4 separate regions of the Mus musculus genome follow, and all the other regions are linked to region 1. A link is a loop called in an ENCODE intact Hi-C map of the cell type or tissue named here. Cell type or tissue: gastrocnemius. All regions are shown on one strand. Links, peaks and the distances in the headings refer to the core of each region. The heading gives the core; the rest is flanking DNA.

Region 1 (7,513 bases), core at 1,284-6,283:
GAACAATTGGTAATCGGGTGGCCTCTTGAATGCTGGGGTTGTGCTGGGGTGAGTCATCATGTCTCAATCATTTGCGTTTTGTAATGTCAGTACTTTGCTTTCTTTCAACACAAAATGCACTTAGAAATGACTGAGAAATATTCTGACTGGGAGGGAATCCCATGAAGGAGAGTGTAGATTAGAATCGAGAGAGAGAGAGAGAGAGAGAGAGAGAGAGTCAGAGAGAGTCAGAGAGAGAGTGAGAGAGAGAGAGAAAGTGGGAAAGTGAGTGACTCTTAGGCTTTTTTAAAAGTTTCTCTCTGGACTTTTTTTTTCCCCCTTTTCCACTGTGCATTCCTGGCAATCCTGGAACTCCCTCTGTAGTCTAGGCTGGCCTGGCCTAGACCTCAGAGATAGCTCCTGCTTCTGTTTCCCAAATGCTAGGGTAAGAGGAGTGCTCTACTACCATCCGAGTGCCTTTCTACTTTTGGGTTGTTGTTGTTGTTTAAGAAAGAGTTTTATGTAGCTCAAGTTGTCCTAGAACTAGCTAACTTACAATTTTCCTGCTGGCACCACCAAAGAGCTGAGATGATAAGTTTATTCCACAGCAGTTTATGTAGTGCTGAGGGTCCAACCCCGATTTCCTGTGTGCTCAGCAAGCACCCTGCTCCTTGCGTCCCTCCCACACCCTGCAGCCCTGTACACCTCCCTCTCTCCCTAGTGTTGTAGCACTCTTGGATCCTTAAATGGAGAAACTAGGTGACAAAAAGTCAGTTATGCAGGGACTTTTTCTGATTGGATGGTTTCATTGTCTATATTTAGTGCCAGGAACACAGTGCACAGTATTTGATGAGTTTTTTAAAAACAAAAGAAGTTGTGGCCTTTTTGTAACAAATTTAAGCTAGCTTGAGTGGTACAGGATTTATTTATTTATTTATTTATTTATTTATTTATTTATTTATTTATTTTGAGATGGGATCTCCTTTGGAGTGTGTGATAGAGGATGTGTGTGTGTGAGTATAGGCATGTGGAGGGTGGGGTGAAGGCTTTTGTTCTCCCACTGTATGTTCTGGGGACAGAAATCAGATTATCAGGATGTGTGACAAGTGTACTTTGCTGGGTCTCATAGTCTATGACTGACTTGAACTTGTTGTATAGCCTCTCCCTCCCACGCTGAGGTTCCAGGCATTGTAGGAGTCTCCTGAGCATCGGAGTGGGAGTGAGGCTGAAGGGGGTAGCTCCTCAGATAGTCGGTGTCCGCTCTTTATTTGGGGAGTGTTACTGTGAGATTTGAGAGTTTTAGGTTGACTATTAGAGTTACAAGAAAAAAAATTTACTCCCATTTGAACAGTTTTTAAGGAGAGTGATGATTTTAGACTATTATAAATTGTATGCTCAAAAAACTAAAACTTTTCAAATGATCAGGAGCAAAGATCATATTTTTGTTTGTTTGTAAATGGATAAGCAAAGATGACTGTAGTAACCATTAGGAAAAAAAAGTGTGTGTATGTGTTTGCTGTGTAGGTGCTTGTATAGAGATTAGAGGACAACTTTGTGGAGTTGGTTCTTTTTTCCCACCCTTACATGGGTTTGAGGTTTGAACTTAGGTCACCAGGCTTGTGTGGAAAGCATCTTTACTTGCTGAGCTATCTCACCAGTCCCAGTATCAGCTTTAAGGTCTGTCTTCTCTTTGTATAGTAAGGTTGTTGCCTTTTGTTCTTGTAACCTTCATTTTCATGTTACAATAGTGCAAATATTCTACTTTTTAAGTTATGTTACTTTATGTGTATAGGTGATTTGCCTGCGTGTATGTCTTACCAGTTGTATGCCTGCTGCCTGCAAAGGTTAGAAGAGAACATGGCTCCTCTGGATCTGGAGATAGAGATGGTAGTGAACCACCATGTGGGTAATGGGAATTGAACCTGGACCCTCTTAACCTCTGAGCCATATCTCCAGCCTCATATTCTATTTCTTAATTTCTATTTCTTAATGCTTAATATCAAAAGAGATTCTAAGCATTTTCAGGTTTAAAAACATTAGAACCATCTACATATTATTAGTTTGTGATGGTTTTAAAATCATAAAATGTGGGCCTGTAAGAGGACTCAGTGGGTTAAGGTACTTACATGCCATGCCTGGTGACCTGAGTTGGATCCCTGCAACACATGATGGAAGGAGAAAACCAACTCCTGCAGGTAGTCTTCTGACATTAGCATGTGTGCCATGGTGCATACTCCCATCCCCAGTATAAATGTAATAAAAGAATAAGATCATGTTATGTGATAATCGGAAGGGTTAGATTGGGACTCTGAGCCATCTAGGTTCTTCATAGAAGCATGCATCATCAGTGAATCATAGGGTACAAATAAGTAATATTTTGGCCTTATTTCTCTCCTCATCTCTAACAGCTTCTTCTATCCTTCACTACTACTACTTTTTTTTTTAAAGATTTATTTATTGTATGTGAGTATACTGTCCCTATCTTCAGACACACCAGAAGAGGGCATCAGATTCCATTACAGATGGTTGTGAGCCACCATGTGGTTGCTGGGAATTGAACTCAGGACCTCTGGAAGAGCAGTCAGTGTTCTTAATGGCTGAGCCATCTCTCTGGCCCCCAATATTGTTCATTTACTTGTTTGTTTGAAGCAAGGATCTTACGTATCTCAGGCTGTCTTCAAATTTGCTGTGTGACTGAGACTACATCACTTGTGGCTTTGAGTTCTTAGCATTAGAATTTTTCTTCTTATAAACACACATACAAGATGACTAAATGAAAAATGGAATTATCTGTATATTTCTTGTTCTTAGGGTAGATTCCTTGTTTGTTTGTTTTTAAGATTTATTTATTTAATGTATATGAGCATCCTGTTGCTGACACACCAGAAGAGGTGTGTATCCAATTACAAATGGTTATGAGCCCCACCATATGGTTGCTGGGAATTGAACTCATGACCTTTGGAAGAGCAGACAGAGCTCTTAACCACTGAGCCGTTTCTTCAGCCCCATATTTTTTGTTTATAAGGTATCCTGAAACACCTCCAAGAGGGCAATGTAGTTTAAAAGCAGCTATGTATGCTGTTTTTACGATGAGGCCAGAGGTTGATATTAGGTGTCTTCCTCAATTGCTTCCCACTACATATTTTAAAAATAAGACTGATTGATTTAATTTGTATGTGAGAGCAGTAGCATGAGTTCCCTGGAACTGGAGGTGCAAGGTGCTGTGAGCTTGTATTGTGGGGGCTGAAAACTGAACCTGGGTTCTTTGCAAGAGCACCAAGTTCTTGAAACTGCTGAACCGTTGGTCCAGGTCCTATTTTTTAAATGTTATCTTATGTGTGTATATGTGGTGGTGGGAGCAAGCATACATGAATGATATGGTTTGCATTTCATAGTGTTCATGTCAGGGTCGGAAGATAACTCTATGGAGTTGGGTCTCACTTTTTACTTTTATGTGGATTCCAGAGATTGTCAGGCTGGTGCTGCAAGCATTTTTTACCTGCTGAATATCTAGCTTTCCATGTTTTTGAAACAGGTCTCTCAGAGGGTAAAGTGCTTGAGGCCCGGAGTTATAATCCCCAGCATCAGTGTAAAAGCTGGGCTTGGTAGCATGTTTGTAATCAGTACAAGGTTGGGAGCAGAGACCAATAAGTTTCTGTAGTCCAGGTTGGCCTTAAACTCACAGAGCTCCGTTTGCCACCTTGTGCTAGGATTCAAGGCATGCCCAGCACCTGTGTTCTCTTTGTGTATGTACATTACTTGTGTAGAGTTGTGTGCAGAGGCCCTAAGTACCTGGAGTTGCAGGCAGTTGGTTCTAGGAATTGACTTTGGGTTGTCTAACCACTTAGCTTTCATCCTTCAGCAGAAACACCCATCATTCTTGTGCATTTCTCATTCTCAGGATAACTACTGCTTCACAGTTTGTTAATGAGTGCATACCTGTGGAAGTAACTTATAGAACGTCTTCTCTAAAGAATAGACTTAATTATTTCCAGATTCAGTTTTAATATTGCTTCATTCTCAGACACTGACTTCAATCAAAGTCAATAAATTTAATTAAAAAAATTAGAGCAGGATATGGTGGCACATGACTAATCTCAGTGAATATTGGGAAGTCAGGTTGGGGTCAAGACTTCTAGGGCACCCTCAGCTATGCCATGAGTCCAGAGGCCAACCTGTGCTACATGTAAGTCTCCTAAACAGGCCACCAGCGTTTGCCGGGATAGTTCTGAGGTTAAGTGCAGTAGCTGCTCTTCTGGAATTATTTTCTTGGCCTGAGGTCAGACTACTCACAGTGCCTGTAATTCCAGCTCCAGGTGATCTGATGCCATCTACTGGTCTCTGAAAGGCTCTTCCATTCATATGTACTTATTAACACACACAAAACAAACACAAAAACACATACTTAAAAAAAAAAAAAAGAAACTAGGGAAGTTTCACAGTGATTAAGATCACTTGCTGCTCTTGCAGAGGACCTGGATTCTGTTCCTAGCACTACACTGGGTGGATTCTGTTCCTAGCACTACACTGGGTGTCTCACAGCTGTGTGGAGCTCCATTCCAGAGGAATTCCTTCTGCACAGCTTTCTGGCTTCCACATAGGCAGACAAGCAGATACATACATACAGAAATAAAAATAATTTTTAAAAGTTCATTTTTATTTCAAGTACATTAAGGTTTTGCCTGCATGTATGTCTGTATGAGAAATGTTGGAGCTTCTGAATTGGAGTTACAGATAGTTGTGAGCTGTCATGCCAGTCTGGAAATTAAACCGTGGTCCTTCATCTTTCCAGCCCCAAATTAAAAAAAAAAAAAAAAGAAAAGAAAAAAAAAGGTGGCTGTTATTTTAAACAGTACGTAGGCTCTCAGACCCTGTCTAACCTGATCATGCTGTATGTATAGTCTCCAGTTAGTGTTTTATGACTGCACTGGGAAGCAAGTTTTTTTTTTTTTTTTTTTTAAGATTTATTTATTTATTATTATATGTAAGTACACTGTAGCTGTCTTCAGACACACCAGAAGAGGGCGTCAGATCCTATTACAGATGGTTGTGAGCCACCATGTGGTTGCTGGGAATTGAACTCAGGACCTTTGGAAGAGCAGTCAGTGCTCTTACTCACTGAGCCATCTCTCCAGCCCGGGAAGCAAGTTTTGTTTGTTCTCACTAATATACACAGGATATCTATGAGGTCATACATACACAGCCTAATTACTTAGGCTTAGAGAGGGTGGGTTTTTGCTGTCTTGTCCTGCTTGCTCTTCAACTCTTGGACTCAGATGATCCTCCTTCTACCTCTCCCTACTGAGCAGCTGGGAACACAGGTTGAAGCTTCTATGTCCACTATATTACTATGTAGCTGGTTTGAAGCTAGATTATGTAATGTAGGCAGGCCTTGAATTTACAGAGCTCTACTTGCCTCTGCCTCTGAGTGCTGGGCATGGTACACCATGCTTGCACCACCATGCTTGACCATTAATAGTTTTTTGTTGTTTTTTGTTTTTTGTTTTTTTGTTTTTTTTTAACTTTCTTATTTGCAGTGCTAGGGATTGAAGCCAGAGTCTTACTCATTCATGGGAGACGTTCTACCCTGAACTGTATGCCCAGTCCCAGTGATATCTTTCACATGCTTCAGAATGCTTTTGTTACTTTATTCGTTGTCTGTGGTTAGGTCATTGTTCAGAGTTTAAAATTTTGATGTAGATGAGTTTTCACTAGAAAACTTAATGTAAAAGTTTACTGTTTCAGATTTTGTGGCTTATAAATGTTTTATCAGAAGACTGTATAGAGCTGGACATGTAAACCGAGTGAGTGCTCAGGAGGTAGAGGGAGGCACATCACTGAATTTGAGTCCAGTCTGGTCTACAAAGACATTTTCAGGACAACCAGGGGTACACAGAAAATCCCTGTCTTGAACCCTCAATCCCCCCCCCCCCCGCCCCAATACTGATGTTGGAGAAATTTGAAATTTTTGATGTAACTGCTAATTTTCTACTTCAATGTTCTTGTTATCTTATACTTAACTCTACTTTGTAATTTTTTGCTTATAATTAAAGAAATACTATGACTTCCTTAAATGGTATAAAAATAATCTTTTTGATCCTTGGAATTAAATGTGCTAGCCAAGTATGATGTGCTACTTAGGAAGGAGGCTGAAGGAGGAGGGTTGGCAAGAGGCTTTGAAAACTATTAAGGTTGCTTTTTTAGATAACAAAGATTTTAATATTGAGAAAACTTGATGAAATATAGGTTAATTTTCTTACTAAATTACTGTTTTATAAAAATGAATATCATATTTCTATGAAGGTACAGATTAGCTTTTTCTTTATTCTTTGTTTTAACAATATTCCACTTTGTAGTCCTGGCTGCCCTGGTGCTTATAGACCAAGATAGCCTGTAACTCAGAGATTTGTGAGAAAAGGCAAATTATAAAATTTTAAAATTTGAAGTTGTAGCCGGGCAGTGGTGGCGCACACCTTTAATCCGCACTCGGGAGGCAGAGGCAAGCAGATTTCTGAGTTCAAGGACAGCCTGGTCTACAAAGTGAGTTCCAGGACAGCCAGGGCTACACAGAGAAACCCTGTCTCGAAAAACCAAAAAAAAAAAAAAAAAAATTGAAGTTGTGAGTACAGTTTTGTGTAGCTACCAGTTTCTGTTCAGTATAGACCTTAACTTTTTGTCGATGGCCATAAGGCTTTTTTATGTTTGTTTTGTTTTTTTTGGGACAAGATCATACCCTATAATCTTGGCAAGGCTGGCACTACCTGTTTAGATGAGGCTGGCGTCGGAACACATGAGATTTACCTGCGTCTGCCTCACAAGTGCCTGTGTAACCTCATCTGCCTGACTTTATTAAAAGTTAGGGTTCATATTTAATCCAAATCAACTGCCAGATTCAAATTGCCTGAGCTACACAGTGAGTTCCAGTACAGCCAGGGCTATACAGAGAAACCATGTCTCAAAAACAGAGAAAGAAAGAAGGAACACTAAGTATCTTGTGCCTTTATCTCCTAACAGGAGACAGGAAGTCTGACTCTGGTTCTAAAATGAAGAGTGCTTATGTTGGATTCTAATAGGAAGTTTTATTTCAGGTCTTCGTAGGTAAAATCCCAAGAGACTTGTATGAGGATGAATTGGTGCCCCTTTTTGAGAAGGCTGGTCCTATCTGGGATCTACGGCTCATGATGGATCCACTCTCTGGTCAGAACAGAGGCTATGCATTCATCACCTTCTGTGGAAAAGAAGCTGCGCAGGAAGCAGTTAAGCTGGTATGTGGTAAGAGTCTGTCGTCCAAGAACTGAACATTCCAGAGCATAAAGCGGTTCAACAGCATTTGCAGCTAGCATTGCTTCATTTTCTTTAGTCACTGCCTTTAATATCTTTATATTGACTGATTTGGTATGTAACCTTTTATTTTTTCTGATTATAATTCTAAGCTAACAAGGTTGGTTAGTATGATTTTATTTAGTACCAAACAAATTCAGTTTTTTCTTTTACTGTCACTTCTCGCTGTCGAGCTTTAGAATTGGTACTGAAG
Region 2 (7,513 bases), core at 1,113-6,112, 81 kb before region 1:
GATACGTTCATGAGATAGGAAGGAAGGATTTCATCAGTAGGATTCCTGTGACTGATCAAACATTTAATGTTTATGAGACTGGAGAGTGGCCTCCGCAGCTGAAAGCACTGGCTGCTCTTCAGAGGACTGACATTCAGTTCCCAGTACCCGCATGGAGGCTCACACAAACGAAGGCAATCTTTTAAAAACAAAACAGCTGGCTGTCACTGGCCTGGGATGTAGCCCGGTGATTAAGGGTCGGGAGCTTGCCTATGAGGCTCTGCATTGTCGCCAGCACTGAAGGAGACTGTGATGGCTCTGAATTGTACAACTGAAACCGTCACAGGCCCCCCAGTGGGCAGTGGGGGAATAGCACTTGATTGAGCACTTGGGTGATGTGGGCAGCACAGCAAGCTAGGGAACAGGAGGCCAGAGAGACCTCAGTGAGGAAGTGGGAGAAAAGGGGAGGGCCGGCCAGATTAAGATTTGGGAACCACTGAAGGAAGCCATAAAAAGACTGCTTGGGCCTTCCCACGCTTCCCTAATGTGAGGGTCTATCCAGACATCTCATCCTGATGACATCATATACAGAGATGTTGGGGCAACAAGGGATCAAGAGGGCAGGTGGCAGGGGAAACTCAGCCATGTGTGTGTCCAGGCACCAGGAGAGCTCGCCCTGCACTTGGCCATCAGAGTCGCCAGCCATGCTTCCCTGCCGATAGTGGACTTCCTCATCCAGAATGGGTGAGAGCCTGCCTGCCATCAACCCTCGCTGATCCCGACTCCCTCCTTGCCCCACCTCTCTCTTTCCCTGGGACTGGGGATCCCCCACCCCTACTCCTTGCCTGCCTGTTTCCCTCCTGGAACCTCCCTGCAACCCCCTCCTCCTAGTGGCCACTTGGATGCCAAAGCTGCAGATGGAAACACCGCCCTGCACTGCGCGGCGCTCCACGGCCAGCTAGACTGTCTCAAACTGCTGCTAAGAGGAAGGGCTCCCGTGGGGGCAGGTGCGTCGCTACACCTCCTCCAGACTCCTTTCTGACCACTGCGGATGGGGCCTTCTGCCCTCACAGACCAGAGCATTGACAGCAAGCACACCTTATGCAGGCATACTCCCCCTGGCTTGCTTCTGCCCTACTCCGGGGTTGTCATTCAGTGGGTCTCAGCTTCCTCATCTATAAAATGGGAGTTTCACAGAGCTAGTAAGCCTGCTAGTGTACAGGGAACAAAGCAAATTCTAGTTGAATCTGGGTTCTAGTGATGTAACTGTTGCCTGCTTACTAGATAGCATGTATCTGGTCCCATGATAAGTGATCTATATACTGTTAATCAGCCAATCCTCACAGCCTGGAGAGAGAGTTTCATGTATCCTATTCATTTAAATGAGACAGTTAAGACCCAGCGGTACTAAGCAGACCACCTAAGACCATACAGGAAGTCAGAGAACCAGTTTTCATACTCAGCCAATCTGATTCCAAGGCCCATATTAATCTCTAAGCTGCAGCGTCCCCTTGATCTGACCATGGTCTGGACTTGCCCTTCACAGTAAATGATGCTGGAGAGACAGCCCTGGACATAGCCAGAAACAGACAGCACAAGGAATGTGAAGAGCTGGTGAGTCTGACCGGAGAGGCTGCCCTCTAACCCTTCCTCAGCCTGCCGGCCCTCTGACACGCAAGCCTTTGTTCTTGGCAGCTGGAGCAGGCACAAGCGGGGACGCTTGCTTTCCCTCTGCATATGGACTACCACTGGGGACATTCCATGGAACACGGCTTTGACAGTGAGGAGGAGGAGGAGGAAGAAAAGGTAGGGTCAGCCCCTCCCCCTCGATTGTACCAGACAGGAGCCATATTGGGCCTGCTGTGGGAAGAGGAAGGCTGACTGTGGAAACCAAAGTGGCCCTGTCTCCGCAGCACTGCCCCTCGAAGCCCCCAGCGCAGGCCTGCTGGGGTAGTGTGAGGCTGGACATCAGCAACAAGACCTATGAGACCGTTGCCACCCCGGGACCAGCCACCACTCAGAGCCAAAGTGAGGACAGTCCCCCACCCCTGCCCATCAAAAACTCTTCTCGGACCATAGTCCTCGGGCGAGCCGGACATTGCAGTGGAGGTACAGTTGGCTTCCCAGAAGTATCATGATGAAGCCGTTCACTGAGAGACCGCTATGTGGGGCACTGAGCTGTGTGTGCATGGCAGAGCTAAGGGTGGCAGCCCGTGCCTGTAATCTCAGCTCTCAGCAGGTGGTTGGAGGGTCAGGAGTTCAAGGCCAGCTTGGGTTCCTTGAGACCCTGAGAACAGCAGAGCGAAGGGTGGCAAGACCATCCTGCCATCAAAGTTCCCTTAGGGTTGCTGTCCCTTCCTTCAGGAAATGGAGATGTTCAGTGACTTTTTAAGCTTCTGTTGTGAGATTACAACCCAGGTTGGTCTTGCTCAGATCCTTCAGTGCCACTTGAACAAAAAGACAGGCGTTTGTAGAGCGTGCCCTGCGTCAGTCTAGTGAGGAGATAGACTGGAGAGCAATCGGTTATAACAGGAGGCTCTGCACACTATAAAGCCTGCTAATCCATCCCAGCAGCTCCACGTTGGGTCCATCGCAGACTGCTCACTCCAGCTCTGAGAAGAGCCTGGCAGAGCCTGTTTTGGAAGGGCAGGAGAGAGATTGGGAGGGGGTAGATCCTATTGGAGCTGGTAGTGGGTTAGGAGGACTCCCTGAAGGACATGGTGCCAAAGCAGAGCGGAGCTTGCAGGATGGGCAGGAAGGCCCAAGCCAAGGAGAAGATGAACAGAAGCCATGGCTACTGGCCGGGGTCCAGGGTGTAGGTGGGATGGTGGCCACGTGACTACTAAATGACAGTGCTGGGGTACAGGGCTGGGACGTTGGGAAAGGACCATGATGGATCCTAGAAGCCAAAGTTAGCTTTGACAGTGAGCAAAGAGGAAAGCGTTTCTATTTTTTTAAATTAATTAATTAATTTACTTTTTTCTTATTTAATGTGAGTGCTCTGTCTGCATGTACACCTGCACGCCAGAAGAGGGCACCAGATGGTTGCTGGGAATTGAACTCAGGCCCTCTAGAAGAGCAGTCAGTGCTCTTAACCACTGAGCCATCTCTCACCAGCCCAGCATTTCTACCTTCGTACTACAGGGGGGTAGGGGGAGGGCAACTAAAGAAAAACATTGTCACTTTGTGGTTCTAGATCGTTCTGACCTTCCCAGCCTGAGATCAGAATCTCCTGAGGCCTTAGAAAACCGGAGCAGCCCAGCATCCTCCTCCTCCAGCCTCACCAGCTCAGTGGAACCCGGGGGGCTGAGCCAGGCCCCGTCTAGCCCTGAAGAGGGCCTCCAGGAATCAGCCAGCATCTCACGCCCTGGCCTGGCATCTGGAACTACCTCTGCTGAGGTGTACCTCCCTGTCAAATTCAGGTTGGTATGGCCCCTGCCAAATTCAGGTTGGTATGGCCCCTGCCGCTCCAAGCATTTGCTGGCGTCCCCACTTGAACTGCTCTGAAGCCTGGGCCATAGTCTCCCTCTAGGAGCCAAGCTGTGGGCTGGACCTGAGCGGAGGGTGGCTTACCTTTTCCTCTACCATCCACCTGCTTCCAAGGCTGCCCGGGAGAACCAAGGAGAAGCCTGGGGCTTGGGCTGCTGAGGTTGGTGGGAGGAGAAAAGGCTTAGCTCTTCCTGCCTGCCTGGATCTTTCTTAAGGGCTCCATCTTATCCCCAACTGCCATCCAGGAGTCAATGCCTCTCTTCTCTGCAAACCCTTTTTGTCTAGACTTAGTTCCCTATGGACTTAGGAGTGCCCTCAGAGCCCTCTGGGGAGAGGTCAGTTCCAGACCTCCAGGGCCTGTGAAGACCCAGCCTAGGGGCCTGGTGGATTCTGATTCTCCTCACCCCGCCCCCCCCCCTCCCAGCCTTGTTTGTCTACCTGGGTCCCTCTGCGGTGCTTCCGCCAGCAGAGTTAACAACCGGTCATCTTTGCCTTCCAGCTCAGAGAGCACTCGATCCTACAGACGGGGAGGCCGAAGTCTGGAAGACAGTCCCTCTGCCCGGCAGCCTCTGTGTAGTAGAAGGCACATTCCGGTAGGCGCACTTGTGTATGCTTTGAAGTGTAGGTGCCTGGGCTGTAGAGTTGGTTCAAGAACAGGCAGAGAGGGGAGGGAGACCTCTTTCCGTGGTGACAACACCGTGGGCTGAGGTAGCCACTGTTAAGCTTGGTGCCACCTTCCTGCTTAGTCCAGGACTGTGTGAGTTCGAGCCTGACTGTAGCCGTTTCCCAGAGAAGATGCAAAAGAAGCTTTAACTGGCAGCTTCATCCTTCTTCACCCAGGTTGGCCTCGTGGAAGGAGATGGCTCAAAGATCGGGGTTCTCCCGGATTCCCTGCAACTCTTGCACGACTAGCTCCTTGCTGACCCCTCTGCATGGCTCACACTGGACCCCAACATTCAGAGCTGGGACTTGAGACCGCAGATCTGGGAGCTCACATTCCTTATGGGAACCATGACCCTGCCAAGGACACTGGCCCTTCTGTGTTGGGGCTGACGTCCTGAGCCAGGCAGCCCTGGAGTTAGATCTGACAATGTCTGGGTTGAGTTAAGTTACACAACTCTCAATACCTACTATATTAGGATTGTGTTTCTCCCTACCAGCGTGGGACCCGTTCTCATCATTCATGCCCAGGTGCTGTCTCGTGGCCACTTATCAATCTGGTGACTTTCTTTAGCGAAGTCCAGCTTTATGTCCAGACCTTTGCTGGGTACTATGGATGCCACATGAATAGGACACACATCCCGCAGGTGCGGATCCTCACTGGAAAGCTGGGCTCAAGAACTGACTCGGAAGGAGCAGAGCTAGGTTGCAGAGGGATGGCTCTGAGCTCAGGGCCGGGACTGACCTCAGCTGGTCTCCTGTCTGGTCACTGCAGTTGTTACAGCCCAGTTCCGGTGGCCAAGGCCTGTGACTCCCAGTCTAAAGTATGCTCCATTAGAGGGCAGCCTTACCCTCCCTGGGGTCTGTACTGTGTCCCTCCGTCTGGAAGTAGAATATGACTCACCTGCCTTGATTTCACAGAAAGGAAAAGGATGGTCTGGGTTGACCTATCTCATTTCTCTCACTTTTCTCTCGATGAATTCAGAAGCCTGGGGGAACGAGGGATCAGGAAAGGAGAAAGGCGCTGGGAAGATAAGAGAAACTTCAAAAGTCTGCTTTCTAGGGCCAGAAATCCCACCATCGCTTAGTCCAATTACAAAGCCAGACCACCAACAACCATGGACAGCTCTGTTTCACACCTCCTTGGTGGTGGGGCCTGCAGGGGTGGGCCAAGCCGAACAGGGGAGGCCAGAGGGCACCAAGTGAGTAGCCAGCAGTGTGGCTAGGAATTGAACTGTGCACTCTGGAGGCTGCTGTGGTCCTTGGTCCTAAAACAGGATTGTTTCTGAGCCCCAGGTCAACTTGTGTTCATCTCATTCTTACTGTTTTACTTATCAAAGGATTCCTGGGGGAAGGGACGAATTCCCCTGGGAGACTCTTGGGACTTGGGATGCTTTCCCTGGCCAGGTTGGTAAAGAGTAGTGGTCAGAGAACAACAGGGAGTTTTGCCACAGGAGACATTTGGTGAGGCAAGGACTGGAGGGGGCATCGCTGAGCTCAGGGTGCCCTCAGCATCCTCCTTACAGCATCTCTTAATCTGTCTTGTGTCGTTGTAACGGAACGATAGAGGCTGGGTGCTTTCTACAGTAAAGAGTTTTCTTTGGCTTAGGGTTCTGGTGATTGGAAAGTCCAAACAGCATGCCATGAATGCCCTGTAAAAGGCCCCGTCTGTCACAACATCACAAAAGAGGAGAAAGCAAGCACTTATGTGCAGTAATCGCAATTTGCTTTATTTATAGAATCTCACTTCTGTAAGAACTCACTCCCTAGAGGCAGAGCCCCTCACATAATTGCCTTCCACTAGGCGCTGCCCCTTAAAGGCTCACTCACCCTTCCACATTGCCACACCAGGAAGGAAGAAAACACACTCAAAACACACCCACATGAGCCGGGCGTGGTGGCACACACCTTTAATTGCAGCACTCGGGAGGCAGAGGCAAGCAGATTTTTGAGTTCGAGGCCAGCCTGGTCTACAGAGTAAGTTCCAGGACAGTCAGGGCTACACAGAGAAACCCTGTCTCACAAAAAAACAAAAAACAAAACAAAAAAAAAACCCATACCCACATGGTATGGTTTATCCTCACAGCAATGAACTAGCCAATCCAAAATGTTGTCAGCAGCCAGGCTCAGAACCCCTGGTGTGCAGGAAAAGCACACTGGGCCAGAGCCTGAGGACCTGATTCGTGGCTCACCCATGGTCCCGACCACACCCCCTCTTGGTTGCCCTGAGATGATGAGTTGGGTAATGGAGTTTGTGAGGTGAGCCCTGAATGCATAACAAGGGGAGAAATGAAACAGAAAAGGTTTGTCAGCAGTGAAGGACAGAGAAGAAGGCTGTTGGGAAAGTGCTTGCCATACAACACGCAAGGTTGAGGATTTGAGTTCGAATCTGCAGGGCTTATGCCAAGAGCTAAGTACACAGTGTCCTCCCAGACTCCTGGCTCTGTGGAAGCAGACCCTGGAGGATCCCGGAAGCCTGCTGGGCAGCTCCAGGTTCAGTGAGAGACCCTGTCTCAAAACATAAGGAGGCTAGCAATTGAGACCACCACCAGTCTCTGGCTGCCTGCCTCCTGCCGAGTACACACACACACACACACACACACAAGCATAAAAGACGCTGGCACAGCTGCACACATCTGTAATTCCAGCATTCTGGGGACTGAGGCAGGGCCATAGTGAGTTAGCAAATACCTTTGCGCTGTCCCTTTGAGAGTAAAGAATGGGGTGTTTACCACCGATGGTGAAACCCCTCTGAGGGTATCAGTTCCCTGTCTGCCCCCCCCCCCCAAAGCTCACAGGGAAATAAGACAGTTGTGTGCATCTTTGTGTGCAGGTGACCTCTCTCTTGGACAGGTGGGCAGAAGGGATACAATGGGTACCAGCAAATGCTGGCTGTACCGAGGAGGCGGCCTCCCACTTCCTGAGATTGACTCTTCTATTTGCATAATAAAGTCTGACGCGTTTTCTTAGGGTCCTTCAAGCTTCTTTTGGCCAAGAGGCCTCCCAGAAGCTCCACTGAAGAAAAACCTGGCTTTGGCCACATGGTGTTAAGGCCCCGCCCTTCCGGACCCATCCCGGACCTCTCCACAACACTCCGCTATAGCCAAGGACTTTTCAGCTCCTCCCCCGGCCACCTCCTCACCTCCCCACCCCCTGCTGACATGTCAGTGATCCCCAAGCTTTGTTCTCTGAGTGCTCCAGGAGAGCCGTCTGGCTCAGGACGCTAGAAATACCTGGAACACAGTAGGAGCTCAGTAAATAGAATAACCGCTTGCGGCCTGACCGACTACACAGACCTCCCCCTCCCCCAAACTTCCATTCTGCCTTTTGAGGCAATAAATTTCACTTCTTGGGACGGGGATGAGGCCCCAGCTGGGCCTTACAC
Region 3 (7,513 bases), core at 1,464-6,463, 120 kb before region 1:
CGGGTTCCTGGGATCAAACTCAGATCTCCAGACTTTCAAAGAAATCATGCTTTTTTGTTTTATTTCTTTGTTTTTGAGCTAGGGTCTCATTATGTAGCCATGGCTGGCCTGGAATTCTCTACATAGACCAAGCTGACCTCAGTCCACAAGAGATCTGCCTGCCTCTGCTTCTCAAGTTTGGCAGGAAGCAAGTATTTTTTGCCAGAGCCATCTCACGGACCCTAAGTCCTATTCTTAAGCTCCACCATGGTGCCTAGATGTTTGCATATACCGAAGATTCCAAACTTGTTCATGGATTCCCTGACCCTTCGAGAATCTGACTTTGGAAGTATCTAAACTATTCACACTGTTCTCTGGAAACTGACGTGTGTGGGAGAAAATTATGCTTCTGCTCTGTGGGTGGGGGTGCCCGTTCTGCGGGCTCTACAGAAGTCTGGCCCACCCGAATGGGTACGCAAGACTGCTTACCGTGTTCTGCTTTCCAGCTGTGTAGGCTGCGCACTATTCAACGCTAGGGGGCGCCATGGCACCAAGTATGGTGCTCAAGTTGGGGGTGGTCCTCTTAGGTCTCTTTCTGGCAGGAAATATGTAGTTCTCTCTTAAAGAAATTTAAGAATTGAGATTCAAAGATTAGGGTCAGCATGTGGCTTGAACTGAGGTTGTACAAAGATCTCTGAGCCCTGGGAAGCAACTGTGTTTGACTCTTGAGCACTTTTCAGTTTCTTGGCTAGGAACTCTTGGGAGCAATTGAGGTTAGGGAATTATCAAGCTGGAAGATTTGAAAAGAGAGGAAGTAGGTCCAGTAGGGTCCGTCTATGTCTCAGCAGAGTTAGCATTCCTTCTAGGCTCCACCCCACAGTTACCTGGCAATAGCCAGGGATGCTTGATTTACTATAAAAGGGGCTGCTGCCCCCTCCTTACCCTCTTGCCCTCTCTGTCCCTCCTCTCCCCATTCCCCTCCCCACTTTCGCCATATGTCCTCTCTCTCTCCTCTCTCTCTCCCTCTCTCCTCTTTTGCTCTCATTCTCACTCTCTCTCTCTCTCTCCCTTCCTCTCCCTCAACTCCCCTTCTCATGCCCTAAATAAATTCTGTTCTATACTATATCTGTTGTATGGTATGGCTGGTACCTCAGGGAAAAGGACGTCTCAGCATGGGCCCGCAGAGGCACCCCCTTCTACCTCACCATACTGAGCCTCTACAAACACATTCTGATTTTTTTCTTTTTTATAAAACACAACAGAGAGTGTGAGGGATAAACAAGAAGACAAAGTGAGTCATGTGGGGGGCTAATTTTGGGAGGATTATATGGATTGGGCCTAGGATCAAGACAGAGAGCATCTCTGAGGACCGATTGATTTTACTTTCATTATTAGTTCATGTCCTGGGAACACGAAAATCCCCTTCTTAGGAACTCCAGTTGTGTAAATGGATTGATATTCATACCCTCTTGTTAGATTTATTAAGTTATGTGCCTTTAAGTGTGTGCTTGTGAGTGCAGGTGTCTGTGGAGGACAGAGAAGGTGTTGGATCCCCTGGAGTTGGAGTTACAGGGGCTCTGAGCTGGCGGGCAGTAGGGACAGCCTTTGGGGCAGGCAGGTGATGGGAGCAGCCAGATGTCAGTCTGCATGGAAGTTGGTTCTTTTCTCCTGAGAAACAGAAGAAGTGGGCGGGTCATGCTAGATCGAGAAGGCGCTGGGAGTGGGGTACAAGAGCATAGCCCGGACTCAGGGCGCGGAGTCCTCTTTCCTGCCAGCCTCATGGCCCCTCATTAGTTCTCATTTGCACTAGAAATTATGGATTACCTACATCCTGGAGATGAACCTAGAACCTGTCCCCAGAAGGTAACTCACACGGCAGCAAAAGAAGCAGAGAGTCTGACTTCAGATAAGCCTGGGTTCTTGTTCTGCCCTTTCTGCTCCTGGGTCAGCTGACTTTGAGCACAGGTAAACCACCACACCATGGTATGTTCATTGCATACCTACTGTGTATCAGTTGTGGGAGTGATGATCACCATGGCGAAGGTGTGCCAAGGCTAAACTGCATTTCGCTTATCTACTTGATTGGACGACCTCAGGAGGGAAGCCATCCTCGTCCCACCAGTGAGAGAAGGGGAGACTGGCACCCACGGAAATGGAGCTACTTACCTAAGACAGAGAGCAAAGACAGGATCCAACCAGACAGTCTGTGCCTCTGGACCCTAACCCGATCTCCCACAAAGCCCTCACCAGAACAAAACCCTTCTTTTCTTACAGAATTTGCACAGTAGTAGGAGAGAGTGAAGGGTAAATAGAAGGCAAACAAAGCAGCATGAACTAGATATGGTGGCACGCGTCTTTATCCTAGCAGAGGCAGGCAGAGCTCTGCTGAGGTGGAGATCAGCCTGGTATATATAGTGAGTTTCAGGCCATCCAGGGCTACATAGTAAGACCCTTTGTCAAAAAGAAAGAAAGAAAACAGAGGAAGGAAGGAAAGAAGGAAGTTAGGAAGCAGAGTCCCAGACAGCTCTCAGAGGTGTAGTGCACAGAGTTCAGGGCTAGCACGGAGAGAGCATCGCAGAACCCAGATGTACTGGTCCATATCTGCAGTAGCATCCAGGAGGTGGAAGCAGGTAGATCAGGAGTGTGAGGTTACCCATGGCTACACATTAAGTTTGAGTCTAGATAAAACCCTGTCTCAAGATAAATAAACAGATACACAAGAAAGGGAGTCCGCTCTCAAGCCTGATGACTTGAGTCCAATCCTTGGAACCCACGTGGGAAGGAGAGAGCCAACTCCTGAAAGTTGTCCTCTGCCCTCATGAGTTCAGTGTCCTGCATGTTGTGCACACATGAGTACACACACAAACACACACCCACACCCACACACCCACACACATTCATGCACACAGCAAATTTCTAAAACTGAAAATTTTAAAAAGGGGCTGGACAGATAGATGGCTTAGTGGCTAAAGAATGTTTGTTCTTGCAGATGACCCTGGTTCAATTCCCAACACCTACATGGTGGCTCACCATCATCTGTAACTCTAGTTCCAGGGGATCTGATGCTCTTTTCTGGCCTCCAAGAGCGCCCAATATTCATTCATAAAACCCCAGCAGAATAAAGATGATTATGAATGGGGTATGTGGAGTGAGGGATGGGGGGAGCAGCAGGTGACTAGTTTTAAACAGGGTGGTCAGGATAAGCCTTGTAGTAAAGTTTGAAATGTTTGAGCTAAACCTTGAAAAACAAAACCCCAAATCAAATAAACAAAAACCGAGGGAGGCAGACAGGGAGAAGCAAATTTGGAAGACTCAGCATTGGAGTCTGAAGGAACTGTTAGGGTCACTTAGCATCTGGTCTGGGGAAAGGGGACCAGACGCCAGGGGCCAGGTTGGGCGATGAAGGTGTCAAGAGGAAGCCTCTGAAAGAGCCCTGTGAGATGGACGAAGAAAATAAGGCTTTCAAGAAGAAGCAGAAAGAGTCCAAGGCAATGGGAAGGGCCCCTGGCTCACGGCTGGAATTAAGAAACCAGGCAAAACCAAACCACAACAAAAATACCTGCAAAACAACAACAACAACAACAACAACAAAATCCCGAGCTATTCTGTGTACCTGAGATAATAGTGAACCTCTCCCATTCTTACTTAAACTTATTCGGAGTTATGACATGATTCCTTTTAAAAACCAGAGGGGCAATTGATTCAATGGCACGTAGCTGGCTGATGGCGAAGATCTTATATGGCCTCGGTGGCACAGGCCTTGCCTTTAATCTCAGCACCGGTGAGGTAGAGGAAGACGACTGCTCTGAAGAACCTAGAGTTAAGGAGAAGAGAACAAGTGAACCAGGAGCCAGCCAGAACCAGGAGCCAGGCTCTGTGTCTGTGTGTGTGTGTGTGGTAGGCTTTGGAGGCGGGGCTAGGGAGGGAAGAGGATCGGGGACGGGGGCTGGGAGTCAAGAGCGGAGCCCCAGGAGAACTCTCCCCATCTGTAGGTCTTGGAGGCAGGGCAGAGTGGGGCCAACGCGAGGTTGGGGCGTGACCAGGGAGTTAGGGGCGCGGCTTGGATGTGGCCGGAGAGTGAGGGGGATGGGGGCGTGGTCAGGGAGTTACCAGCGAGTCGGGGCGTGGCCAGGGAGGTAGACAAGTGGTCTGGGGGCGTGGCCGGAGAGAGAAAGGCTGGCGGGCGGGGGCGTGGCGGAGTTAGTTAGGGGCGGGGCGGAGCAGGGAGTGAAGAGGCCTCGACTAGGACGCTGCGGGTGGTGAGACAGGCCCTGCGCAGAGCAGCTATACCAGCACTGTTAAGTGCAGCGTCCCCCGCGTTCCAGGCAGCTCCGGTGTTTTCGCCTCGTTCCCACCATGCCCGAGCAGCTCAGTGTCGCGGAGTTCCTGGCCGTCACCGCAGAGGACCTCAGTTCCCCAGCCGGAGCAGCTGCCTTCGCCGCCAAGATGCCCCGGTGCCGCGGGGCGGCGCTGGCACGGGAGGAGGTGAGGGGCCGAGGCGGGAGGGGACCTCAGGTCAACTTGGGGCCTGGCTTTGACCTTTGCAGGAATGCTTGGAGCTAGGATGGCTCTTCGCTGCGCTCCAGAAACCCGCCCCTCTTAGATCTGTGGGAACCGAGCTCATCTCAAACATCTGTGTCCCCAAGGTGGAGCCTGGGAAGAGAGGACCAGATGGGATCTCGGGGTCACCTCGATACAGACTCCACATGTTGGGGCACATCTCCCATATACTTTGGGCGACTTGCCCATTATATGTGTATTTGCTCAGCGGCTTACAGTTCTGTGTTTTCGTTTTAGAACCCCACAAATATGCAGCCCCTCAGGTCACTCCCTTTCTGAGAAGCAGGCTCAGTCCTGAACTTACCTCTCCCAGGCTGCAAGAGAGAGAGAGGAGGCCCCCTCCTCCTGGCTGCTGGTTCTGAGACTTGGCTTGCCTTGTGGAATGATTGTGAATGGGAAGGCGCCAGGAGCCGGGGTTCACCTTGGCTGCTGCGGGCCAAGTTTATAGGCTCCTCTCCCCTCCCCTCTCCTCTTTGTGTTTTCAGGCAAAGTGTCCCAGGCTCTTTCTTTCGCCCTTGTAGGCTGCCCCACCCCATTCCCAAGCTCACTGGAGTTCATTCCTCTTCTCTGGATTCGCTGCAGGTTTTCATCCCCTAGGAATACACTGGAGCAGAGAGCCTGTAGTCTGGGGCCAGACGGGGATAATATGAACCCAGCTCTCTTCTAGAGAATGCCCTGGGTTGAGGTGGCATTTTGGACTTCAGTGGTCAGTCTGGCCTTCTCTATAAGTTGTACCTACTGTGTGGCAGATACAAAGCTACCCAGAAATACCCTGAGCTGAGGTCTTAGGAAATCTCCCTTCCTCTTCTCCCCTGACTGGCTGGCTCTCTGTCTGGACTTTTTCCTCTTTGGTAAGGAAGGCAGACAATTATACAAAGACTGTCGGATTTCAAATGATGCATAGGTTCAGAGCCACCACGCCTCAGGACCCTTCAGCATCTTTAGGGATTTTATCCATCATCCTCTCCTCCAGGTTGTCCATTACAGTGTTGGATCAGAGGGGAGAGATCTGCTCTGGCTAAGTGTCCATGCATTTGACTGACCTTACCTGACTGTGTAAGCTCAGATTTGCCTCAGGTCAGGCCAGACAAAATCCAACTTTTTTCCTTTTTTCTTTTTCTTCTTTTTCTTTTTCTTCTTCTTTTTCTCTTTTCCTTTCTCTTTCTCTTTCTTTTTCTTTTTTCCTTTCTCCTTCTCTTCTTTTTCTTTTTCTTTTTCTCTTTTCCTTTCTCTTCTCTTTCTTTTCTTTTTCTTTTTTCCTTTCTCTTTCTTTTTCTCTTTCTCTTTCTTTTTCTTTTTCTTTTCCTTTTTCTTTTTCTCTTTCTTTCCCTTCAGATCCATGTGCTTGCAAGCTTTCACTTTTGCAACAGAAAGGCAGGAGATCCCCAAACTCAGCTTTCCCCCTCACCATTCCAGCGTCCCCCAAATGAAAAGTCTGACTTACGACTTAGAGATTTTGCTGGAGCTTTCTGGTTGGTTTCGTGGTCATGTCTCTCTGTTATTGTGCTGGGCTTACATGTAGTTTGATACTGGGATTTTTTTTTCCTCCCTCCAGTACTGGACATGACTAACCTAATACCAGGCTTGAAACCGCGGTTGCTTCCTGAATCAAGGCTCCTAGCTCTAACCAGTTTCCTGAAACTAACTAGAGACTCTGTTCTAGGATCTGCAGGACTTTTTTGTCCACCTTACTGGGAAGGACCCTGGACAGGTCATAGGAACCAAGAATGTCCAGGCTGAAGGACCCTGGCAATAGAGAAATCAGCTAGAATTGCTCTCATTTAAGATGTTAAAACCCATACACAGAGAGGGCAAGACACTGCCTGAGCTCCCAGAGCAAGGGATTAAGGTAGCTGGCATTCCTCCATGATTGCCTTAGCCTCTGGTCCCGGTCTCTTTCTCCCAAACATCTTTTAGAACTTTTCCAAGCCTCAATAATGTCATCTTGAACCCGAGTCTCACGGTTCCTCCATGCTTAAAACTTCAGTGGGTTGCAAATGGTTGCCTGTTTTTCACTGTGAATCTCTGCACAACATGAGGGAGTATTACAATAATCCCTGCATCAGGCAGCCCCTGACTGTCCTGGACCCCTCTGTAGCCACCACCCCATTGACTTTCACAGAGAAAGTAAGGCAGCTGCCACGTGGGACTCAGCAGGCCAGGCTGGCTGCTGTGTTTTGTGCAGTTCTCTGTGCTGTTTCTGTGCTGGGCACCAAGGGCATAATGATCCTCCTTTGAGAATGCCAGGAGTTGTCCTGAGTACCCAGGGAAAGATACAGTCAGTACTGTCTGAGGTCAAAGGAGCAGGCTAGGGAGCGAGCCAGCGAGGACCAGTGCATCTTGGGAACTTCCAGGAGGAAGTTCTATTTCCAGGTAGAAGACGAGGTGACTCCAGTTTAGTAGAGAACACGAGTGAGTGAATTCAGGGGTTGGTTGGAAGAAAAGCACGAAAGGAAGCCAGGAGACCATTTTGACGCCTGCTCTGTAAGAGGCCACCCTTGTGGACATCTGCATACTTCCAGCGCTTATCTTCAGAGCTGATAGGTGGAGGAAGGGTCATGGCTAGGGGAATGTTTACCTAAAATCCATATCATGTCTCACGCTGCATAGCTGAAATTCTGGTGGAGTCAGAATTACCTTTTCTTTGGCTTGTGTGTGTGTGTGTATGTGCGTGTGCGTGTGTGTGTTTTGAGATAGGGTCTAGCCCAAGCTATCCTGAAATTCATGATACTCCCGTCTCTCTGACTACTGAATGCTGGGATTACAGGTGTGTACTGCCACAACCGTACCCAGGGGTTTTGGTTTTCTGGAAGAATTTCTTTTCTTTCTTTTTTCTTTCCCTTTCCTTTTGACACAGGGTTTTGCTATGTAGCTCCAGGCTGGCCTCAAATTCTGCCTCAGCCTCCTGCATGTTATAATTGTGGGTGTGTACGACCTCTGGCTAAGGAGTCCATCCGAAAGTTTTGATATTAAT
Region 4 (7,513 bases), core at 1,261-6,260, 63 kb before region 1:
GGATCCTAGGGCCTTCCACATGCTAGGCAACTCCCTGCCTCCGCGGTCTCACCCAGCCCAGTCCCCACGCCACACTGCTTTTTCTGTAACTTTCATGGACAGCTGCTGCATAATGAGTGCCGTAGGACAGTAAGTTCTACACCACCCTAGAAGATGTAAACCGGGAACTACAGCTTACAGTCCCAAGCTTTATACAAATAGGACCCGGTGCTCACTCAAGGCTAGAAGTTGCTCAGTGCATTTTGGAAAGCAAAGATTTTTTTTTTTTTAAATCTTTTTTTAACCTCTGACCTTGTCACGCTGAGAGCACAGGGATTGTAGGATTGGGTGGGTTTTCTTTTTTCTGTCCCTTTTTTCTCCTGGACACTGGCTTCTTCGAAGAGTTTGGGGGCAGCACACACCTGATCTTGTCCCCTACTTGTTCCCACTTGCCAACTCAACTCAACTCTTCCATCTCCCAAGCCTGTGTGTGCTTCCCCCAACCTCCTAAGTAGCCATCTCAGTCTCTCCAGCTGTGCCAACCTGTGCCAACCTGGGAACCCAGGCCAGAGGCTGCCTTGACAGCAGGGAGAAGGGCCTGCTGGGGGTTCTCAGTGGGGTAATTAGGCATTACAGGGTCGCATGGAGGTGACATTTCTGCAGACATCTGTTTCCTCCCTTGTATTCTTTTGTCAGGCAGGGGTGGGTGAGAGGGACTAGTGGGACACTGGGGCCTCTCTTTCCTTGGCAGCTGTAGCCCAGGCAGTCTCTCCCATCCTCTGTCCCGCAGGTCTTGCCCCAAGGTTTCCTCTCCTAGCAGAGCAGTGTTGCTGCCAGCCTACAAGACAGCATCATCTCCAGTTTTGTGTCTTTCAGGAGAGACTCTGTAGACTCCAGGTCATCCACCACCTCCTCTCCAAAAAGGCCTTCGCTGGAAAGGTAATGGAAAGGGCCAAGTTCAAGTTCTGCAGGAATGGGGGCTGGGCTCTGTTCAGCTGGGGAAGCCTTAGGTAGGAGAGGAAACTTACGCTACCTTACCTCCAAATTCTAGGACCTGCAGGTATGACTCTGACCAGTCACTGTCACTCTGCCACAGAGTGCCATGCCCAATGTCAAACTAAGCTCAGTAAGGACAGCCAAGGCTACACAGAGAAACCCTGTCTTGAAAAACAAACAAACAAACCAAAGCCAGGATCTGGGAGACAGGAGGGCTGCTGCAAACTCAGGGCTAGCCTAGGCTATATAGTAAGAGGTAAGGGAGCTAGCTGGTTATGCCAGCACTGGGGTCATACCTAGCCTAGAGCCCTTCTTTTTTTTTTTTTTGGTTTTTCAAGACAGGGTTTCTCTGTGTAGCCCTGGCTGTCCTGGAACTCACTCTGTAGATCAGGCTGGCCTCGAACTCAGAAATCCGCCTGCCTCTGCCTCCCAAGTGCTGGGATTGAAGGCGTGTGCCACCACGCTCAGCCTAGAGCCCTTCCTACGTGAAGGGCCTGACAGAGTCAAGGGACAGTGACAGAGTCTGCAGGAGCAGAAGTGGGGGGGGGGTGATGCAAGGTTGAGTTCCCCCCCTCGTGGATCCTTTAGAAAATGGAGCCACTAACTTGGAACAGCTGCGCTAGAGTTATCAGGCTTGTCCGGGTGCCTGCATCAGATTGTAGGGCTCAGAACAGAAAAGGAGAACAGTTAGGAGGTGTTGGCTGGAGTGAGATTTATGGATGGTTGAATCTGGGATGTGAGACAATGTAGGGTATCAACGATGATGGGGTCTCTGTGGCTGGAGCTGTCAGGGTGGAGACCACATGGGGTGCCCTGCTAAGAATTAAGGCTGGGATGAGAGTGCTTACTTAGCATGCACAGTCCTGGAGTTTATTCCTCACCATTGTGTAAACCGGGCAGGCTGATAAACGCCTGTGATCCTGAGACAACTCTGGAGATGCAGGCAGGAAGTTCAGAAATTGAAGGTCGTTGTTAAGTGTGTAGAGAGTTCACGCCAGGCTGGATAGCAGGAGACCATGTCTCAACTGAAACAGAGTTCAGATCTTTCTGAGCTGCCTGTGGTGACCTGAGAGGCAGAGGCGATCAGATCACCAGTTTGAAGACTAGCACAGAGTGTGGCTAACTAGGCAATCTGCCTACCTGAAGGGGTTACAGTGCCCAGCCCTAACCAGTGGTTGCCTTATGAAAAGGCGCATCCATCCAATGCATCCGTCAGGGTTTGTTGTTCTTTCTTTGTGAAGCAGAGGCTCACTGTGTAGCTGGGGTTAAGGGGGTATGCCACCAGGACCTCACTGTTGAGGCCCCGGCCGACCTGAAATTCCTGGACTCAGGCAGGCTTGCTACAGATGTGTCAGCGTGCTTGACCGTCATTCTCTAGGATTTTTCCAGGTTTTTATTACTTGTACGTGAGAGCATGCATTTGTGTGTGTGTGCCATACCCAGGGGAGGCCAAAGGACAGCTTATAACAGAGTTGGTTCTCTCCTTCCACTGTGTAGGTTCCAGGGATGCAACTCAGGTTGTCAGGTTTGGTGGCAAGCACCCCTGCCGTCTCACTAACCCACAGTCCACCATTATTATGTGTTTTGTTGTTGTTGTTTAGCTTAATTTAAGTGTATATGTCTTTGCCTGCATGAGCTCATATGCACCATACATGTGCAGGAACTCAGAGGCCAGAAGAGGGTACTACATCCGTGGACCTGGAGGTACAGGTATTTTGTAAGCCATGCTGGGAAAGGCAACTGAGCTCTGCGGCAAGAGCAGTCAGCACTCTCGATTGCTGAGCCAGCTCTCCCACTGTCCCAGTTGTTAAAGGGCATCTAGATATTAATGTTTCTTCCTATGAAATTTCCAATTGTAAATATTGGCCACATGTGCAGGTGCAGAGTTTTCTAAGACACAACTGACACACAATGTGTCCCACCAGGGTGCAGCCTCCAGATTGAAACTCAGGGCCTCTGAGTCAGGACAGAGGTCACAGACCAAAATACTAGCTTGAATTCCTTTGGATCCATAGCTTGGATTTGGTGGAGTGGCTACACCATGCGGTGGGACACAGAAAGAATGTCAAGGATTGCTTTACATAAGAAGGAGAAAGTGAGCTGGGGGTGGGTCCGCTCACTGGGCAGATGGAGTTAACTCTGGGAAAGCTGTACATAGGTGTGACGGGAGGAAGCAGTGTTCTGAGAACTATAGCTGGAATACACATGCAGAGACAGACAGACAGACAGACACACACACACACACATACAGAGACAGACACATATACAAACATAGAGACACAGACAGGCACACAGACACAGAGACAGACATACAGATACAGAGACACACAGAGAGACACACAGATACAGAGATACATGCCAAGCCACAGACAGAAACACACACACACATACACACACACACACACACACACACACACACACACACACACACACACACACACACACACACACACCACACACACCACACACGAACAACTTTGCTTTGGCTTGGCAGCAACTGTAAGTTGCAGTAACTGAATTGTCCACGAGGTGGCGCCCAAGAACAGCAAGCAGAGCCCCCATGTGCCTCTGGCAGGCACCAGAAAAGATTTCTAAGAGCTGGCACTGGGGCTGGGGCTGGGGCTGAGGCTGGGGTGGCGGCTGACAAATCTGGGAGCAGAGGGAAGGCACAGATAAAATGCACCTAATCCCGAGCCTCACTAACAATGCCTTTTCTGGAGTTTGGCAGTCCCTGATGGTATGTATGAGTGTGACTGGATAAAACACAGTTACAAAATCCAGGCAGCCAGGCAGCCAGCTCCTAGCCAGGCAGCCAGCTCCCAGCCAGGCTGGGAGGCACAAAGCCAGGGTCTAGAGGTGAAAGAGCTCCAATCAGCTGCTGCTTGCATGGGTCAGAGGACTCTGGAAAACTCTCAACACAGTGAAATGTATCAGGAGAACTGGAAAGACAGACAGCCGTTTCCATCTGACTCAACCGCTTGGAAGTTGGATGGATGACTTTAGACAGCTCAGTTCTGCTCACTGAGACTCGCCGTATTGATCTGTAGGGTGGAAATGATTTTGACTTCCCAAGGTCATTGTGAGGATCAGATGGTGAAATGAAAAGCCCGGGCATTGCTCTCAATCACAGGCTGCAAAGGTGGCATGTGTGATAGTACTGCTCGTGTGCGGGGATAAGTGACCTGGTGCTTTTTGCTGGGATTTCGTTAGGTTCTTTTAGTTGTTCCAACTGACCCATAAAACGATTGCTACTGTTAGTCCTATGTGAGACATCAGAGGCTAAAGAACCGACCCAAGGTCACAGTGGTGCACCAGGCTTTGGAATTTGTCTCTGAAGCCTAGATTTGTCGGAGAGCACACTCACTACGAGAGCACGTGTGCACGTATGCGTGTGCGTGCATGATGGCACATACATGGAGGTTAGAGGAAAACTTTGGGGAGTTGCTTTTCTCTTCCCTCTATGTGGGTTCCCTGAACCTTATGTATGCCGGGCCACACATAACAGGGACTCCTTTCCGCTGAGGAATGGGAACGTGAGCCCTCTTGGTGTTTTTTGCTTTTTGTTTGTTTTTAAAGATTTATTATATATATACTGTCCCTGTCTTCACACACACCAGAAGAGTGTGTCAGATCCTATTACAGATGGTTGTGAGCCACCATGTGGTTTCTGGGATTTGAACTCAGGACCTCTGGAAGAGCAGTCAATGCTTTTAACCACTGAGCCATCTCTCTAGCCCGAGCTCTCTTATAAACCCAGGAAATAGGAATACTGCCTTTCAGAAAGGATGAGACTCCCTCCAGTTGAGCTCTATCTGTACTCCCTGGTCCTTGATTTCTTTATGATCAAAATCAGTGTCTATCATGCATTCAACGGCTATTTAGCAAGCTAAATATGGGTACTGTTACAGGAGTGAAGGAGCCGCACGGTCTCTGTGTGGATGTCATCTGAAGAGGGAAGCAGACAATGTTTATAAACACATGAGCAAGTTAATTATAGACTTGGGTAAGGGCTATGCAGTAGGGAAACAGGGAGAGGCGGTCTCCTGGGGATGTGACCTTTGAGGTGAGACGTGACGAACTGGTAAGAGGAAGCTCCAATGTTGAACTCTGGGGAATGCCAGCTGCTCACTTAGTCTTGTTCTCAGACAAACTCCTTAGGTGGCGCAGCGCATGCCTTTTATCCCAGCACCAGAGAGGCAGAGGCGGGCAGATACATGAGTTCTAGGCCAGCCTGGTCTACAGAGTGAGTGCCAGGATCGTTGAGGCTACACAGAGAAACCCTGTCTCAAAAAGAAAACAAAACAACCAAACAACCTGTCCCCTAAAAGAAAAAAGAGACAGATTGAGAGCTGGTTCAGCAAACACAGGTACAGCCTAGAGCCCTCATGAGAAGCTGGGCACGTGCTTACAATCCTGGTCCCAGAGAGGTCAAGACAGGAGGAGCCACAGGGCCTTGTCTAACCATGGTAAGTCAGGTGCCAGCAAGAGAGACTATCTCCTATTTCCTATAATGAGGTGGCTGGCTCCTGAGAAACACCTGAGGTTGACTTCACACTCACACACATACACACACACGCACACACACACATACACACACACACATACACACATACACACACACACACATACACACACATACATACACACACATACATACACGCACACATACATACATGCACACACACATACACATTCATACACACACATACACACACACATACATACACGCATACACACATACACACACATACACAGTCATACACGCACACACACATATACACATACACACACATATACACACACATACACACACACATACACACACACACACACACACACACACACACACATACACATTCATACAAATACCAACCACAAAAACCAATTAGTCCAGCTGGGGATGTGGTTCAGTTATTAGTGTGCTTTCCTAGAGTACTCAAAGCCTAGGCTTAAACCCCAGCACCTCATAACCAGGCAGGGATGCACACCTATAGTCTTAGCAGTTGGGCGGCGGGGGCAGGAGGATCAGAGAAGTTCATTGCTACCCTCAGCTGCATGGTAAGTTTGAGGACAACCTGGACTGTGAGATCTTTTATTTTTATTTATTTTTTCCATCTTGTCACTGCAGTAAATGGAATCACTGTAGGGGATGTTTCAGAGGCAGCGAAGGTGTTGACACACAGCCCAGGGCTCTAGTCTTGGTGAATCATTCCAGGTACCCCTCAGGGATGGGATTTTCCAAGTTGGTTTCTTTGTGTACAAATAAGATGATAAGGGTATTGACCATCAGGGATTCCTATGACGATTAAACTAGAAAGTGTTCAAGAAGTGTTTGACCCAACTCTGGTACTTGGTAACAGCCAGGCCCTGTAAGTGATGGTAGATCGTCAGTCCTCAATAGAGTGTGAACTCTGGGAGGGAGGGAGAGAATCTCATTTGGCTACTTGTTTTTTACATAGTTTCTGGAGAGTAAGGACCTGATAAATGATAGATGGGTGGATGGATAGATTTATGGATGGATGGATGGATGGACAAATAGATGGGATGGATGGATGGATAATATATAAATGTATGCAGTACCTGATAAATACTGGATGATATAAACTTATATATGAGGGGGCAACTAGCCCAGTACAGAAAAGCTGGAGACTAACCACTGAGTGTCCCTGTCCTGTAATGAGTAGAGCACGCGGTTTGGCTGGCAGCCTGGGTACCAGAAGCTCAGATGCTTGGGCTTTGGTTCCCGTGGGCATCAGATGTACAACCAGAGTCAAGCTTGGATAGTTTAACTCATCTTTTGTTTTTGTGGTTTTGGTTTCTTTAGACAGAGTGCTGTCCTGCAGCTTACGATGTAGACCAGGCTGTCCTACAACTCACAGAGATCCTCCTGCCTCTGCCTCCTCCCAAGAGCTGGGATTAAAAGGCAAGAGTTATGCTCCACCACACTGGGTTTCAAGCTTGTCTTCAAACCACATCCATTTCTAAGATGGCACCCCGTATGTGGGATAAGAATAGTATGGGGGGAGCAAAGGGGGCTGGAGAGATGGCTCAGTGGTTAAGAGCACTGACTGCTCTTCCAGAGGTCCTGAGTTCAAATCCCAGCAACCACATGGTGGCTCACAACCATCTGTAATGGGATCTGATGCCCTCTTCTGGTGTGTGTGTGTGTGAGAAGAGAGAAACAGTGTACTCACATACATAAAATAAATAGATAATTCTTAAAAAAAAAAAAAAGTACCTGTCTCCTAGAACTGTTCTGAGGATTAAAGGAAATGATCATCGAGAACTATGAGTAGCACCTGCCTCAGAGAGTGGTTGAGAGTTAGAGGAGAGCATCGACACCCATGGAAACATCTAGAATGTTACTCTCCATGAACGGTCCGTTACCACTTGTCATCCTCAGATCCAACAGCAGCAAATCTAAAGTGGAAACTCCCACGACCCCCAGCAGCCCCTCAACTCCCACCTTTGCCCCCGCTGTCTGTCTCCTGGCCCCCTGCTACCTCACCGGGGACTCTGTCCGGGACAAATGTGTGGA

Evidence for each region. Hi-C counts contacts between places; a loop is a spot of excess contacts. Peaks named below come from ENCODE experiments on the same cell type or tissue, not always from the same donor. Only the 100,000 strongest peaks of a DNase experiment are listed, where the experiment ranks them.
Region 2: it touches region 1 in a loop (5-fold over the local background); 7 of 42 quality-filtered maps call a loop at or near these places.
Region 3: a loop joins it to region 1, with 8 times the contacts of the local background. A loop is called at or near these places in 8 of 42 quality-filtered maps.
Region 4: a loop joins it to region 1, with 7 times the contacts of the local background. A loop is called at or near these places in 18 of 42 quality-filtered maps.

Annotation. Positions count from the first base shown.
Region 1 is chr4:136,320,169-136,327,681 of GRCm38, forward strand. It overlaps Hnrnpr (heterogeneous nuclear ribonucleoprotein R), which reads left to right. Exons shown (of 11, transcript NM_001277121.1): 6 at 7,068-7,244. Among named protein-coding and RNA genes, the nearest start is that of Hnrnpr, 13 kb to the left of the region's middle. In gastrocnemius, for the core only: a CTCF peak has its summit at 4,325 (motif pointing left); a DNase peak (open chromatin) is centred at 4,234; H3K27ac peaks cover 795 bases.
Region 2 is chr4:136,239,481-136,246,993 of GRCm38, forward strand. It overlaps Asap3 (ArfGAP with SH3 domain, ankyrin repeat and PH domain 3), which reads left to right. Exons shown (of 25, transcript NM_001008232.2): 18 at 638-723; 19 at 871-986; 20 at 1,526-1,593; 21 at 1,675-1,785; 22 at 1,893-2,088; 23 at 3,176-3,401; 24 at 3,968-4,061; 25 at 4,309-7,093. The coding sequence ends at 4,380. Among named protein-coding and RNA genes, the nearest start is that of Tcea3, 4.7 kb to the right of the region's middle. In gastrocnemius, for the core only: CTCF peaks have their summits at 3,006 (motif pointing right) and 4,956 (motif pointing right); DNase peaks (open chromatin) are centred at 2,761 and 3,022; H3K27ac peaks cover 1,096 bases.
Region 3 is chr4:136,202,184-136,209,696 of GRCm38, forward strand. It overlaps Asap3 (ArfGAP with SH3 domain, ankyrin repeat and PH domain 3), which reads left to right and starts at 4,182. Exons shown (of 25, transcript NM_001008232.2): 1 at 4,182-4,464. The coding sequence starts at 4,336. In gastrocnemius, for the core only: a CTCF peak has its summit at 4,430; DNase peaks (open chromatin) are centred at 4,117 and 4,831; H3K4me3 peaks cover 2,825 bases; H3K27ac peaks cover 2,874 bases.
Region 4 is chr4:136,257,069-136,264,581 of GRCm38, forward strand. Tcea3 (transcription elongation factor A (SII), 3) reads left to right here. Exons shown (of 11, transcript NM_011542.2): 5 at 856-918; 6 at 7,379-7,513. Among named protein-coding and RNA genes, the nearest start is that of Tcea3, 13 kb to the left of the region's middle. In gastrocnemius, for the core only: CTCF peaks have their summits at 2,694 (motif pointing right) and 3,523 (motif pointing right); DNase peaks (open chromatin) are centred at 3,553 and 3,780; H3K4me3 peaks cover 816 bases; H3K27ac peaks cover 4,104 bases.